2 separate regions of the Homo sapiens genome follow, and region 1 is linked to region 2. The links are chromatin loops, found by intact Hi-C in ENCODE. Cell type or tissue: PC-9. All regions are shown on one strand.

Evidence for each region. A loop is a pair of places that touch in the nucleus more often than their neighbours do. Peaks named below come from ENCODE experiments on the same cell type or tissue, not always from the same donor. Only the 100,000 strongest peaks of a DNase experiment are listed, where the experiment ranks them.
Region 1: a loop joins it to region 2, with 2.2 times the contacts of the local background. A loop is called at or near these places in 2 of 110 quality-filtered maps.

The regions. Positions count from the first base shown.
Region 1 is chr16:89,051,595-89,059,594 of GRCh38, reverse strand. No RefSeq gene overlaps it. Among named protein-coding and RNA genes, the nearest start is that of ACSF3, 38 kb to the left of the region's middle. In PC-9, no CTCF peak of the experiment used is centred here; no DNase peak of the experiment used is centred here; H3K27me3 peaks cover 4,593 bases.
Region 2 is chr16:88,922,147-88,930,146 of GRCh38, reverse strand. All of the region lies in intron 1 of CBFA2T3 (CBFA2/RUNX1 partner transcriptional co-repressor 3), which reads left to right. It overlaps LOC105371409 (cadmium/zinc-transporting ATPase HMA2), which reads right to left and starts at 4,857. Exons shown (of 2, transcript XR_005647007.2): 1 at 4,126-4,857; 2 at 1-3,022. RefSeq lists enhancers at 2,622-3,528, 4,438-5,345, 5,346-6,254, 6,255-7,162. In PC-9, a CTCF peak has its summit at 4,715 (motif pointing left); DNase peaks (open chromatin) are centred at 2,936, 3,576 and 4,726; H3K4me3 peaks cover 1,741 bases.

The DNA of each region.
Region 1 (8,000 bases), 130 kb before region 2:
TAGGATTACAGGCATCAGCCACCGCACCTGGCCAAGATTTTTTTTTTTTTTTTTTTCCGAGACGGAGTCTTGCTCTGTTGCCCAGGCTGGAGTGCAGTGGTGCGATCTTGGCTCACTGCAACCTCCGCCTCCTGGGTTCAAGCGATTCTCCTACCGCACCCTCCACAGTAGCTGGGATTACAGGCGCCCGCCACCACACCCGACTAATTTTTGTATTCTTAGTAGAGACGGGGTTTCACCATGTTGGCCAGGATGGTCTCGATCTCCTGACCTCATGATCCGCCCGCCTCAGCCTCCTAAAGTGCTGGGATTACAGGCATGAGCCACTGCGCTAGGTGATTGTTTTAAGTATTCCAGGTCCTTCGCCTTTCCTTATAAATTTTATTTTATTTATTTTCTTTTATCTTCTCAATCCGAACGGTTAACCCCAAGCTCACAACCACTCTGCTCTTAGCTCCTAAGGGGGATTGACATTTTTAGATTCCACACATTCATGAGATGGGTAGCGTGTGTCTTTCTGCACCCAGCTGATTTTACTTAGTGTGACGTTCTCCAGGCTCGCCCATGGTGTTGCTCCTTTTTGAGGACTGCATAGTACTCCACCGTGGGTGTGCCACACTTTCTTCATCCATCCACTGATGGGCAGAAGGTCAAGGGTGGGTCCTGTCTCCACCATCCTGCCACCACCCCAATGGCACCCCCCACTGCCCCGCCGCCGGCCACTCTCCCATGGTCTTCCTGCTGTGGAGGCTGAGCTGCCCAGGGAGGCTGAGGCTGGAGGCAAAGTTTGGCCATCTTTGCCAGGGTTCAGGGACACAGCTGGGGCCCCTCTTGCTGCTTCCTGGGCTCCTGCCTCAGCCTCCAGGCCTCGTCTCAGGCTGGAAGAGCCTGCAGAGGCTTCTGAACCAATGCTCCTGGATGACCTGTGGGCCAGGAGGGACCCAGGAGGCCCACGAGCTGTGGAAGAAGAGAGCTCCAGAGGGTCAAGGGGTGTGCCCTATGTGCCCGCCCTTGGGGCCCAGACCCCTCTGCCAGTGGCAGGAACCCAGCCTTCCTTCTGACCCTGCAGCCCCAGGCTTGGAGCCCAACCATCCCGTGACACAGACAGCCCCTGGGGGCCTGGGTCCCAGGGGCAGGGAGGGGCTACCCCCATCAGTACACAGCCCTGACAGTCCAGGTCATCTCTGGGGTGACGCCAGACACGACAGCCTTTCCCTACCCCTCAAGTCAGGCCAGCCCAGCCCTGGCACCTCCCTGGCAGTGGTTAGCCCGGGTTAAAGTTAACTGGGCGCTCCTGTCACCCCCGCCTGGCAGTGGGGACCCTCCTGCTGCCTGCACCGAGTGGCTCGCTGGTTAACTGCAGACGAAACCAGCGGCTCTCAATCCCTCAGTGTTTCCTCACAGCAGCGTCTGCGCTGTTGAGGGTGATTGTGGTGTGAGCACCTCTGCTGTGTGTGGAACTGGAAGCAGCTCGCGCTTGGTGGCAGCTTGGGTTGCCAGTGCCACTGACCCCAGGCGTGAGGCTCCAGGCCCTGGTGGAGGAGACAGGCAGGAAGGGCTGGTGGGGCAGGAGGGCCCAGTACAGACTGCACCATCTCAGACTGGCCTGGGCTCCCTCTAAGGAGGCTCCCAGAGGCCCAGGTCCTGCAGCTGTCCAGGAGGAGGCGGTGGGACGAGGCGTCCCAGGGTAGAAGGAGCTCGGCCCCTCCCCTACTCTCTCATCCTGACTCCGCAGGGCCCTGCTGGGCACACGCCTCTCTGCCTCTCACCAATGCCCAGTGGTCCACACCCCAGCTCAAGGCTGAGCAAGTGGTCTGGCAGGCACCCTCCCTCCACCCTGCATCTGTCCTGCAGACATCTCAAGGGGAGGAGAGGAGGACAGGAAGGAGGGCAGGGGCTCCCGCGTCCACCTGGGAGGAGGAGAACAGGAAGGAGGACAGGGGCTCCCACATTTCACCTGGGAGGAGGACAGGAAGGAGGACAGGGGATCCCGTGTCCACCTGGGAGGAGGAGGACAGGAAGGAGGACAGGGGCTCCCACATTTCACCTGGGAGGAGGACAGGAAGGAGGACAGCGGATCCCGCGTCCACCTGGGAGGAGGAGGACAGGAAGGAGGGCAGGGGCTCCCGCGTCCACTTGGGAGGAGGACAGAAGGAGGACAGGGGATCCCGCGTCCACCTGGGAGGAGGAGGACAGGAAGGAGGGCAGGGGCTCCTGTGTCCAGCTGGCTTTGCCCACTCTCTCTTGGGCTGGCACTGCTGAGTGCTTTGTGGGCGCTGGGGCTGGTGACCTCGAGGACAGCTGGGATTGGTGGAGGTAACCCAAGATGAGAGTCCAGGCCTTGGACAAGTGACCTCTCCCCGCTGGGCCTGCTGCCTCCTGCGTGAAGTGGGACAGCCAATCCCAGCCCTGCAGAGAGGTGGGAAGAACGGATAACCCAGGGCTGGCTGGCCCCACAGCCCTGTGAGGACGTCCTGACATTGCCGTCGGCCCAATTCCTGAATGCACTAAGGCAGGAGTGGTGGTCGCTCTGAGGCACAGGCTGTCCTCATGAGGTGGAATCCAAGGTGTTGGGGGTGCCACTGAGAACCCGAGGCTCTAGAGGGCTGCCCCCAGCATCACTGGGCATGGCTGGGAAAGTGCTGTCAGTGCAGCCAAGGGCCAAGGCACCTGGGACCCCACGATTGCCTGAGAACTCTCTTCCTGAGCGTGGCCCGCTTCACTGAAGACGGGAAGGCCGCTGCCAACGAGGCTGGCTATCCGGGCTGACCCGGGTGCCCTGCCTCCCTCCAATCTTAACTGTCAGCCACCAGGAGGGTCTGCAGGGTGGGCCATGGGACCCTGGCTCTGCACTGATGCTGGCTGCCATGGCCGTGTGGAGGAGCAGGGTGGGGTGACCAGGTAGTTCCCAGCAGAAGGAACCCATTCGCTGGTCCCCAGGGCTCACCTAGGGGCTGACACTGAGGCTTGATGGAATGGAGGGTGCCCAGCACTGAGCGTGGCACACCCAGAGACACGCACACCAGGCCCACAGTGACAAGCAGTGCCACGTGGGGACTCAGGGCAAGACAATCACACTCATGCTGTCACACACGTGTGCAGGCAGGTGCACATGGCCAGTGGTGCTGGAGCCGCCTGAACCGGTTGTGGGAGCCGATGGGGCTCCCCTCTTCCCCACTCCAAACTGAGTGACATCACATCATAATTGAGTTACATCATGTCATAGCTTGAAGTTGGTGGGAGAGTTTACACCACAGAAATGGACGAACATTGCCAGGCAGGGCTGTTGCAGGTTTTGGGTTCCTGCCTACCAGCACCTACTGCAGCACGGTCACATAAACAGGTGCACACGGACACACACGCCTAGACACACATGCATTCCTGCACATTCATGGAGGCTCATGGGCACACACGCAACCCTGCATGCTCACAGTGGCTCGTGGTGTGTATGCACCTGGTGGATGCTCACGGACCACACACACGGGTGGCGCACTCTCCCACGTGCTCACAGGCGGATGCACGCCTAGGATCACCCGCATGTGACTCTGCACACACTTGGAAGTCCACCCACGCTCACGCACACACACAGGCGGGGCACGCAACATCACAGCCAGAGCACCCGGACCCGGCCACCGCACATGGCTGTACAGTGACATTTAACCTGCTCTGGGGATGGGGCTTTGGCTGTGGCACTGGCCCTGATGTTTGAATCTGGGGGTTCACTGAGCCCTCACATCCTACTCAGGAAGCTGAGGTACAGACGTGCGAAGCTGAGCCTGTTGTCTGCACATCTCTGCACGTGTGGGACCAGCAAGAACCCCAGGACGGGCTCAGCCTCTGCTCCCAGCTCCAGGAGGCCAGGTGCCCTGCATGAGCCCGGGCAGGGAGGCCCACAGAGCCGTGAGCCCAGGAGAGGGGCCCCTTCTACAGCCATCAGGAGATGCCTCTCTTCCAGGGGTAGCAGCCTGGTGGCACCCGCTCGGGGAACTGGAGGCCCTGGCTGGGGAGGTGCTGACCCCGAGAGGCCTCGGAAGGTGTCGGGGCTCCTGAGACCCTGCCAGTGGTGCCCCGTGACGGAGGTGTGCGACCTGCCGGCAGCAGGGTGCTGACTCTCGATGGGGGTCCCCTGACTCAGCCCATCTGTCGGGGTGATGGGTGGAGCCCAGGTGGGGGCTGGCAGGGTGGGGGCTGAACACCAGCAGCTGCCCACACAGGGTTGGGGGAGGCCAGGCACTGATGGTTCCAGGCTCCGTCCCTCCCCGGCGGTCACTCCAGCCCATGGTGTCACTCTGTAGTCGGACTGTGGCTGCGGGAACGGCCCTTCTGCCTGCCTTGATCTGATCGCATCCTGAAGGGGTCCCAGCCCCACAGCTGGACACGCTGGTGGTTCATTGTCCCGAGTTCACATCTGCTCTTCGTTTCATTTTAGCAGGACGCGCCCAGGCACCCGGGAGGTTAAAGGAAAGGTCAGCGCCACGAGGGTGCTTGGCAGGTCTGTGCTGATTCCCACTGAGCGGCCCCGCACTCTGAACCTTCCCTTCTCTTCCAGATGAGCTGAGAACAGGCAGCAGCTGCAGAGGAAGGTGGGCTTTGCCCTTCTCCCAGCTCCTGCGCCTCACATCACATGCACCTGCAGCGGTCACAGTGGGCCTCAGACCTCAGGTCCTGCTGGGTAGCCACAGCGGGCCACAGAGCCACCTCCGGGACATGCAGGAGGAGCGTCCAGGCTGAGGGAACAGCCAGGGCTTCGGCGGAGGAGCTCCCAGAACATTTCAGGGGCAGCAAGAAGGCCCGTGTGGTGGAACAGAGTGAACCCAGGGAGGCAGCAGGGGCCGGGTTCCAGGGCAAGGCCACAAGGTCAGCTGAGTAGCCCAGGCCCCTGACCTCCCCAATCCCAGGGTTAGGCCGTACCTCCCAGAGCCTCCTCCAGCCTGGGGCCTGGGAATGCCCAATGCAGAGGAAGACCCAGGGGCCTGAGGTCAGAGGTTGCAGCCTAAATGCAAACTGTGACCAGGAGCAGCCTGGGTGGCACAGAGGGGGCGTGGCCTCGAGGGCGGGATGGGGCAGGGCCCAGGGTGGGACCTGTCAGACACGGGCTGGGAACAGGTGAGGGGAGTGACAGCCACAGGGCAGATGCCACAGGCAGCTCCCCGTTCACTCCCGCAGCTCCCAGCCATGCCCTGGGGGTTAACTCCCCGTTCACTCCCGCAGCTCCCAGCCATGCCCTGGGGGTCGGCTCCAGCCCTGTGTTCCTGCCGCAGGGCACCGGGAAGACGACGAGGTTCTGGGGAGCAGGGTGGCCGCAGGAGCCCCAGCCACGCAATCTGAGGTTCTGGGGTGTCCAGGGTATTGAGGCATCTCAGGGCCGAGTCTCGCGGTCCGTCCCGGAGGGTGTTCCTTGCTTGTCCATTGTGGGGCATTCCAGGGCTTTCTGAAGCTGAGGTTGTCCTTGGTTGGATAAAAAAAAAGTTAACGCTGTGAAGAGCATTGCGGTGCCTGAAAATGCCCAGAAGAGGCTTCTGCCACCAGGCGACCAGTGGCCAGGGTCGGCCGCCTTCAGGCGAGCGGGTGTGAGGGGGCTGGTGACCCAGATGCAACCTGTCCTGGCCCGAGGACCCAGCGCATGGAGGGGCAGGGAGCCATCCTGGAGGGGCCTCACTCAGTCCTCCAGCACCTGCCCGCCCTTCTCCCTGCACCGCACCGTCCACGAGTCACAGGGAGACGGGCCCCCCAGCACCCGCCCGGCCTTCTCCCTGCACTGCACTATTTGCAAGGCTCGGGGAGATGGGCCCCCCAGCACCCGCCCGGCCTTCTCTCTGCACTGCACCATCCGCGAGGTGTGGGGAGACGGGCTTGGGTTGTCTTCTAGGGTGACGTGGTGGCCGTTGGTGGCCGTCAGGGCAGGGTGGCCACTCCCTTGGCTCTTCCTGGCTCCTCGCCCACCTTGCGGAGGGAGCAGCCTCATCCTCAGGGCTCGGACACCAGCTCCACCTCGCGGCGCCAGGTCACTCCATGCAGGAAGAGGAGCTGGAGGCTATGACCGCCGGCTCTGTCCCCAACACCTCGTCTCCCCGATGCCCGGGAGTTGTCACCTGCGTCTCCAGGGTCAGAGGTCATGCATAACCAACATGGGGCTCTTCAAGCAAGGGAGGCGACAGAGACAGCGGGGTCAGCACAGAGCAAGTGCCGGCAACCGCTCTCTAGCAGGAGCCTGGCCGAGGCTCTGTTCCACCCCGTCCTCAGCCTGAGGCTGGCCTTTCACGTCCAGTTGGGATGCCCTCTGGCCCTCAGACGTAGGTCAGGACTCCCGGACTGTGCCCATGGCAGGCAACAACCCCCGGGGTCATCCCGCCAGACTCTCGGCCAGCCCTGCTGTCTTGCCAGCCGCCGTGTCCGCACAGGAGCCAGGGTTGGCACTCGATGAATAAACGCCTTTCAAGAGAAGAAACGCAGGGAGCTGGGTGTGGTCACCGTGGCAGACCGTTGGGGGAGGCGGGGGGCTGGGCAGGGGACAGGGTGGCCGGGGCTGGCGTGTGTCCCAGGGGACCTGGCAGGGGAAGGTACGCCCAATCAGGAGGCTCCTCGATGTGACGTGGATCCGTGTTTCCTCTTCTTCTTCCTGGTGGTTTACGTAAGAGGGAGAGCAATGGGGACGGGCAGGGACAGAGCTGCGGGCTGAGGTTCCTCCGTTCGGCGAAGCCCCTTCTCTCTGCCCCCGCCTGCTCTGGGCTTTCTTGGCTATGTCTGCTCCTGACAGGAGGGATGTGTGTTGCCAGGGGTGGGGGCTTGGCGTGTGTGCGTGTGAGAATATGTGTGTGTGTTTAAAATACAAAAAAAAAAAAAAAAGAAGCGTGCCTATACTCAGCCGCGAGACGCTGGCCAGCCTCCATCCGTGCCAACTCCCCTCCGAGCTGGCACTGGGGACTCCGGAGGCACGGGGAGGAGGAAGGTGCGGGCAGCTTGCGGTGAGGATGGACGCGTGCCACCGACGTATGCCAGCGGCTGCAGGGGGCCAAACGCCTATCCACAAAACCCACCGCGATCGCTGGCAGCCGTGGCGGGAGGCGGCAGCAGTTGGCAGAGGTGCCAGGGAGGGCCGGCTGGGGCAGGTGGATCCTGGCAGCAGCAGCGCAGGTAAAGCGTGCGGGCTCGCGGGGTGTGGGCGCCTGGCATCTGCGTCGGGTGCCAGAGGCCGGGGCCGGATCTTGGCCTGGCTCTGGGTTGCAGGGCGTGGCAGCATCAGGGAGGGCTGAATCCCGCAGGGTTCTGGGCCAGCCTGGTAGAGGACGGCTCCTCTCGGCTTCCCCAGCGTCGCCCTGGGGCCTGTTTCCAGCTGTGCTTGGCCCTTCGTCCTCCAGGGAGCTCGGTTGGGTGGGCTCGGTGGGGCCAGCATGGGGTCGGCCACATCACCTCCGCCTGATGCCCTGTGGGCCCCCAGGGCCAGGTCTCCTCTGCCCAGTTCCGTATAGTCCCCCAGATGGTCCCCAAATGTTGGTCGCTGTCCCCATGCGTGGGCTGCAGGGCTGTATCTTGGGGCCCAGGGCTCCTAGGGGAGTGCGTCTGCCTTCCCTCTCGTCTTCCCGGAGCCCCCGCCCCACCTCTTGCTCCCAGCCTGGCTTGGTGCCTCAGAGCCTGTGCGGAACGATGGGACAGACGCCAAACGTGTGGTAGCAGGAGTGCGGGTGACGGTGCAGCAAGCCCAGCTGCTGAGGGTGGGAAGGAGCCCGAGGTGAGGGACTCCCCAGCAGCTCCAAGGCAAAGTCCTGCTGCCCTTCCCAGCAATTACAGGCTGGGCAGAAAGAGCTGGGGGCCGTGGGAGAGGGGATTTTCACCTGCAGAAAGGTGGGTGACACCCAGGTGGGCCAGCGTGGAGCTGGCAGGGCTGGGGGTGTTAGTCCCGGCGTCTGGCTGTGGCCCCTCAGCGTGATCCATGGCGAGCAGGATGGCAGAGGCTGCCAGCCACAGCATCAGCTGGCAGAGGCTGGCACCAGACCCATGCC
Region 2 (8,000 bases):
GGTAGCTTTTACGTGGACCATGCAGCTCTGGGTATTGGTAGCTTTTACGTGGACCATGCAGCTGTGGGTATTGGTAGCTTTTGCGTGGACGATGCAGCTGTGGGTATTGGTGACTTTTGCGTGGATGATGCAGCTGTGGGTATTGGTAGCTTTTGCGTGGACCATGCGGCTCTGGGTATTGGTAGCTTTTACGTGGACCATGCAGCTGTGGGTATTGGTAGCTTTTGCGTGGACGATGCAGCTGTGGGTATTGGTGACTTTTGCGTGGATGATGCAGCTGTGGGCATGGGTAGCTTTTGCGTGGATGATGCAGCTGTGGGTATTGGTAGCTTTTGTGTGGACCATGCAGCTGTGGGTATTGGTAGCTTTTGCGTGGACCATGCAGCTGTGGGTATTGGTAGCTTTTGCGTGGACCACGCAGCTGTGGGTATTGGTAGTTTTTGCGTGGACCACGCAGCTGTGGGTATTGGTAGTTTTTGCGTGGACCACGCAGCTGTGGGTATTGGTAGTTTTTGCGTGGATGATGCAGATGTGGGTATTGGTGACTTTTGCGTGGGTGATGCAGATGTGGGTATTGGTAGCTTTTGCGTGGACCATGCAGCTGTGGGTATCGGTAGCTTTTGTGTGGATGAATGTCTTCATTTCTCTTGGTTGGATTCCTAGGAGTAGAATCCCTGGCTCACCTGGTAACTCTGGGTTTAATTGTCCACGGGGTTTCAAGGGATAAATTATCAAGAAAAGCCACTGTCCTGGTGGGCAGGGGGCTTGGCCTTGCTGTCACCGGGTCCTCCCGCAGGCCCGTGGGAGCAGCCCTCACCACGCCTCTCACAGGCGATGGTGTGCCGGCCCCGGTGATGGATGCCGTTTGCCTGAGGTCACGGGCTGGTTCAGGGGCGCCCTGGGTTGTTTGCACAGCGGCAGCCAGACTGCCTGCAAGCTGCTGTCCTGTTTGATTCCACAAACAGTTATGGGATCTCTCCAGCACCTGCTCTCTGACCGCGTGACTTGTGCCAGATTCTGTACCTGGTTTCTTTGCTTCTACCCCTGACCCCCATCCCAGGTCTATTTTGCACTCGGCAGCCAGATGGAACCCATTAAAGGCCAGTCACAGCTCTCCAGGAACGGAGCCGAGGTCCTCGTGGGGCCTCCAAGACCACACAAACTCCCCTCCCTTCCACCACCCACTCTGCTCCGCCTTGCTGCTGGCCCACCGTGCCTGGCTGCAGTTCAGGGCCTTTGCGCTGCTGGCCCCAGTGCCTGGAATGCTCCCCCCGACGCCTGCGTGGCTCCCAGCTGCCCTCCTTCAGGCCTTGCTCAGATGGCACCTTTTCAGTGGCCATCCAGTCACCCACCCGTGCCTCTCCCAACCACCACACCTCCCAGCCTCGGTCTCGTACGTTTGCACAGTGTTCCTGGGCTCCCGTCCGAGGTCAGCTCCGTGGGGCAGGACTTTTGCCTGTCTGCACCTGCACCTGACACACGAGGCGCTCAGTACACAGGCACCCTGTCTTGCCTGAGGGACGGTCCCCATACCCCACCTGGCGGGTGACAGCGCCCGGGGTCGCCGGCTGCTTCAGGGACGCCCTCACTGGGTGCTGGAAGAGGGTTGTTTGCACAGCGGCTGGGCTGCCTGCAAGCTGCCGTCGTATTTGATTCCACAAACAAATACATCCCCTGTGTCTGCTTTCCAGCCCTGGGGCTTGATCATGGGTCTCGCCTGTGTGGGGGCAGCTGGACGTGTGGCCACAGAGGCAGCTTGGAGTGACCTGGCGTTGTGACTCCCTCACAGACCGGGCCCGCTCCACCTGGTCATCGGCCCCCAAGGCCAGGGAGTAGGGGAGCGTCCCCGAAACCACAGGATCCCAGAAACGCCCCCAACAAGGACAGCTGTGCCACACGCCGGGCAAGAAGCTGCCCCGGGCCCCAGTGCTGCCGAACAAACCACCCCAAACTCAGAGGCGTGAGGCAACCCTGGTGGTGCTCAGAGACCCTCGGGCCAAGGAGTCGGAACAGAGCCCCGTGGGACAGTGATGGCCCCGTGGTGGCCAGGGTCTCGGCCAGGTGGCCTTCCCTGCTGGGGTTCAAAGGCTCGGCTTGGGGGTGCCAGGGGCTCGGTCAGCAGCGGTGGGTGCCGGGAGCCGCTGCCTGTGGACAGAGGCCTCCGTGAGGCCCTCCCTGCGGCTCCCACTTCAGAGGACGCCCCACACTGGGCAGGGTTGCCCGTGTCAGCATCTGCGGCTTTTCTGAGCTGACCGCAGCGTGTCACGAGGCGCCTTTCCATCGTGGCCCGTGCAGCCCAGCAGGAGGGGACCGGATCCCACCTCCTGAGGGAGCAGGTGGGAAGTCTGGCTGACCTGTCTTCGGGTCAGTGTTGGCTCCCGGGTGTCCGCACGGGCGGACGGCCAGCTGGGCCTCCGGGGCCTGGGGAGGAGGAGGCGGAAGGGGGATCATCCCAGGCAGTGCTGGCTTCCCCGGCTCCCTCTGTGACAGCTGAACCCCCCTACAGCTGCAGCCTAGCCCCAGAGCAGCCCGGAGATTATCACCTGCAGGCTGCATGCCAGGCTGGTACCTGGGTGGCGTGGCCCCCATGGCCAGGGTCGCTGTCTCCCTGGATGCCCAGCTCTGACCTCATGAAGGGTTGCAGGGAGGTCCCTGGAGGAGAACAGGTGGACCCACCTCTTCCCCAGCCCCTCCTCCACCCCGGCAGGATTCAGACACCCAGAAAACAGGCTGGGTCTGGGGTCAGGATCTGGCTCGAGGAGGATCTGGGGCCCCCAGTTTCCAGCTGCCTCTCCCCACAGATGGGGCCCAGCGGCCTCACCTCAGCGGGGGCATCAGTGCTGCCTGGGGAAGTCCATGCACCCGAGGGCAGGGCGGGACCCGGCTTGTCACGTCGACCTGGCCTTGACGCTGACATCTCTGAGCCACGCCTCCATCTGACCCAACTCGTTAGGCGGTGCCCGTTCATTCCCTCGACAAATAGTGATTGGTGCCTGCTGTACGCCCGGGGCTGCTGCTCCGTCTGGCAGAGACAGAGTGAAGGAAGGGAGCAGCGATGATGTTGCCCCACCAAGGGCCGTGGGGGTTGACACTGGCTTCTCTGGTAAAGGGACGTGGAACTTAGCTGCGGGAGGAGGGAAGGACCACGCGTGCCAGGCCCGAGGCAGGAGTGTGCCGCCACCTCCAGGACCAGTGAGGAGCCTTGTCTCAGAGAAAGGAGATGAGGGCAGGGAGGCAGCGGGGGCCGGACGGGGCTGCCCTGCTGCTGCAAGGACCTCGCTGTGAGGTGGGGCACAAGGGACAGGCACGGAAGGCCTTGTGAGCTCCTGGGAGCCCACGGTGCACCGAGGCACCAGCCCAATCCAGAGGAGGAATTCCCAGCAACCCCCACTGTGAACACCTCCGTCCCGTCTTACAGCCGAGGAAACTGAGGCTCAGCAGGCCCCACCCTGGCACGCACGGGACCATGGCCAGCTTGTCCCTTGGGAAGATCCTGCCCTCGGGCCTCCCTGCAGCCATGCAGTGGGGGCAGCGCTCACCCACGCTGTCCTGACACAAAGCTCGTTGGCTGACCCAGGGCCACCTGGTGTGACGCATGACAAACCTCTGTGTCACAGCCCTGAGACTCCGGCCTGGTGACTGGCCCCGAGCAGGAGAGATAGAAAGAGAGGTCGCTCAGCCTCGACCCCTGAAAACCACAGCACAGGGCTGAGCAGACACCGACATTTTGGAGACGAGGCTGGGACAGACGCCCCCCAGCCCATAGCACGCCAGGTCCCTCGGAGCGCTTGGGGGGCCTTCAGTGGTGGATTGAGGAGGTTTGTCCAGCTGGACATTGGAGGAGGAATTTGTCACACCTTTTAGGTGCTGGAACTCCCTGCACGGAACCCAGATTCACTCCTCGCCTCTGGGAACAAGGTTAGGCTCTTGGAGGCGGCAGCCCGGCCCCAGAAGCCAGTTGTACCCCCGGCTGCGGCTCTGCTCTGCCCTCCTGGGAATTCGCTCACTGGCCCCATCACAGTGGGATTAACCCCCTTTCACAGGTGGGGAACGTGAGACCGCCCAGCGCCCACCAAGTGCTCCCTGCACAATTCACGGGGGCCTCCCCCGTCTCACGGAGCTGACCTTCCAGGGGGCAGAAGAGATGGTGCCAGTTCGAGGCTGCAGCCTGTGGGAGACAGGACAGCCGTGTCTTTCTGGTCCTGGTCCTTCTCAGCCTCTCTTTTAAAAATCATCGTAAAAACGTTCACATGGCGTCTGGCGTAGAGAGGATGGCACCGACTCCGCAGTGCCACCCATGTCCTTGGTACCGGGGCTCCCTATGCCGCAGCCTGGAAAAGCCCGTCGCCGGGGAGCAGGAGCAGCTCTGAGCCCCCGGGAAAGCACATTGCCATCTCCACACACGCAGGGGCTCCCGGCGGGCAGTCGGGCAGACAGTGAAGGCTGAGGGACGGCCCCTGAAGAAACTAGAAGCCTCCGGTTACCCTGGTGCCCTGGAGGGAGAAGCAGCATTCAGAGTCATCCAGGTGGCCTCAGGCAGGCCTGGAGCCTCTCTGAGCCTGTGTCTGCCACTGCAAAGTGACTGCCTGTCCCGCCTGCCACCCTCAGAGTCGTCCTTCTGCTGGGATGAGAGCAGCGCAGGGCACTCGGAGCAGGTCTCTGGCTGCCTGGCACAGGAAGGGCCTCCCTCCCCTGCAGAATATTCCCTGGGGGCTGTTTTGACTCAGCAGCACCACCCCCTGGCCCCCTGCAGATCTCCTGGAGGCTGCATGAGAGCGCCTGGTGGATGAGTCAGGGTACCCGGAAGGCACCGCTCAGGAGGGAGCAGCAGAGCAGGCCCCTTGTGGGTCTCCCCCGAGCAGCTGCCACCACGGCTGCGGCTGCACCGTGCCCAAGCCCGGCCCATCTGCCTGCCTGGCACCTTCCCAAGGCCGGGGGCTGGGAGAGGACCAATCCGGGCAGGGCTGGAACCCGGCCCTCTGCCCACTGCGGACATGGCCTGCTGCCCCAGGGTCAGCGAGCTCGGTGTCCAGGACGAGGCCGTTGCTGTGTGATTCCGGGCGGGTCCCTCTCTCTCCACTGCTTCCCCCTTGGGCTGGTGCAGAGCTGAGACCCCTCGCAGACACAGCAAGCCCTGGGCTTGGCCACGGTGACCGGTGGCTTGTAATTTCTTCAGGGCCGTCCCTCAGTTTTCACTGTCTGCACCCACACGTGGTGGCGGGGAGTGTGGCTCTGTGGCCTTGGTGGAGAGAGCACTCAGTGAGGTGGGAGGCGGTGGCAGCGGCCTCCATCAGCCCGAAGCTGTGGGCAGGACTCGCCTTCACAGCCCCTGATTGGGTCTAAATTCAACAGGTGGTTTCCTGCACCTGCTTGGCCCCCAGTGCCTGGCTGTCCCCGCCGCGTCCGGCCAGCTGGGGCAATGGGTGAGACCATCTGCATCTGGGCAGCAGAGGCTGTCTGACGAGAGTGACCTCATGCTCCCGGCCATGGGGCTCTGCCTCTGGGAGCCACAAGGCTTGTCCTGTGCTGCCTTGCAGGGGCCACTCCCTGCTTCCAGCTGCTTCGAGGCCCCACGACACAGCACCGAGAGCTGCCCTGGTGGCCCCCGCAGCCACCACTGGGCCCTCCGCCCGCTCTTCTCCCCCTGGCCTGTGTCTGCCCATTGCTGGACCCGTCTCCAAGGCCATCCCAGCCATCGCCCCCGAGAGCCTCGTTCCCCACCTTCCTGGACCCCGGGTCCCTCTCCTTTTGTCTCAGCAGAGTCTAGCCTCCTTGTGGTCGGCGGCCCCAGGGAGGCAGGGCCAGGGCGGAGCTTGTGCAGGGCGACTGGAGCGGTCCTGAAGGCACGCAGTGTGCCCCACGTCAGCACAGCCGTTGCAGCTCCCAGGGAATAGCAAGGAAGGCGGGGCCCAGAGAGGGCAGATCTTCACTCAGGCTCACTGGGACTCAGCCCAGCAGGTGTAGCCCCTCCAGGGTAGACATGACCACCACCTGCCCCGCCCCACCGCAGGGGTCCTTGCTTTAGCCCAGCAGGCGCGGCCCTCCCACCCTGGCTCCTTGCTTTAGCCCTGGCTGGGTTGCTGTGACCTTGCCTGACCACGCCCCCACCTCCACCCGCGGTCTTTGCTGTAACCATGGCTGGGTCGCTGTGCACCCTTGCCGGGCTGTGCACCCTCAGCATGAGATCCCAGGGTCTTCGTGGTCCTTGCACTGTGGTGATCTATGCTCCAAAGTCCTGGCCAGTGAGCCTGGCCTCTCACCTTTGACTGGGCTCCTCCCCCGGCCCCACCTTTGAGAGAGGACGGTCCTCGGGGGTGGGTTCGGCATTCTGGTCTTTCCCAGAGCCTCCCCAACCTAGACGGTGCCGGTGTCCAGCCCAGGAGCCCAGAGCCCGAGTTCCAAAGCCGACCTCCATGTCGGAGCCTTCCCACCCTGACAGCAGGAGCGACATGTGTGAGCCGGGTTGCGGAGGATGCGCAGCTTGGCCTCCCTCCCCGAGCTGTGCTGCGCGCCAGGACTGGGCTGTGCAGAGCCTGCAGCCCCTTCACAACCCAGCTGCTCCCCAGCTGCCCCCTCACGGCTCAGTTGCTCCCCAGCTCACACAGCAGGAAGTGCATTTGTTGCTGAAATTGTCTCAAAGGCCCCAAACAAACAGCCCTTCTGGTGGCAGTGGATGTGGCGGGTAACATGGGTGGCCAAAGGTCTGAGAGGCCCCCACTCAGCTTGAGGTCTCTGTGCAAGTCCCTGGCAGCTCAGGAAACCTCAAGGCAACTAGCAGCTCAGCCTGGTGGCCTGCCTGGAAAAGGAGGCAGGCAGGGGGCAGTGGGCAGAAGCGCCGAATCCTCACCTCCTCTGTGCGATGAGGAGGGGGTGCGGGTCCCCCCCGTTTCACAGGGAGAACGCTGAGGCCCAGCAAGGCCAGGGGACTCGCCCACACCAGTGGACGCTGACTTCAAACCCCAAAGCTGTGCTCCCAGCTCGCCAACCTGCTGTGCCATCTCAGCACATCACAAACTCCCCCGCGTCTCTCCCTCCACATTTGGCGAATTGGGGAGACGTGGGGTATTTGGAGGGACCTGGTGGGAGCAGGCAGCTGGGGTGCGCTAGGTGAGGGCGCTGGGGGCCTGTAAAGAGCCGTGTAGAGCTGGTCGGGTCCCAGCTCTGTCCGTCCGCTGTGCACCTTGAGCAGTTCCTTCCTCTCTGGGCCTTTGCTGCCCCATCTGTACGGTGGGAAGAGTGAGAGGTTTATGTTTTCATCGTGATTATATAACAGAACAGCCTCCTGGGTGGGGGTGCTGCCGAGGTTAAATGAGTTAGTATTTTGTTGGCCATGTGAAACCACGCAGGGGCAAAGCCTGTGCCACGGGAACAGTGGTGTCACCGTCTCCGAGGTCGGGATGGGATTCCAGGAAGGGGCCGTCCACCACCCTCCGACGGCTGCAAGCTGGGACCCGGCCTGTAGGCGGGATTTGCCCAGGAACAGGCGTGGGTTGGCTGCTGTCCCGGGCATTGGTGCATTCTTGACCCCGCCCTCGGGAAGGCCTCAAGCATAGCCCTGGCGTGGGATAGGAGAGGCAGACTGCTTGCAGAATGTCTGCCCCGGGCATCAGCATGGCCAGGCCCTGGGACTCAGGTCCTGCCTCCTCTGTGCTGCAAAGGGCAGACAGGATCTAATGCTCCAGGCCCATACAGCCCCTTCCCACTGCGCCCACGCTGGTGCCCGGGGCAGACATGGTGAGTGCACCGAAGCCCTCGGCCCCCTCAATCCTGCTAAGGCAGCAGCAGTCTTCCCGGGGAGGATCCTAGGCCCTGCTGCTGGACAGGACTTTTACTCTGGCTAGACCGGCTCTGAGAGCCCAGCCAGGTCTGGCCATCTCCGCATCCTTAGACTGCAGAAACCTAGGGTGAGAACAGTTTCTGTGGGGGCTGTTTTCCAGGGAGGCATGGGGTACCCTCTTGGGTGAAGACCCTCAGATGCCCTTAGACCGGAAGTACCCCCA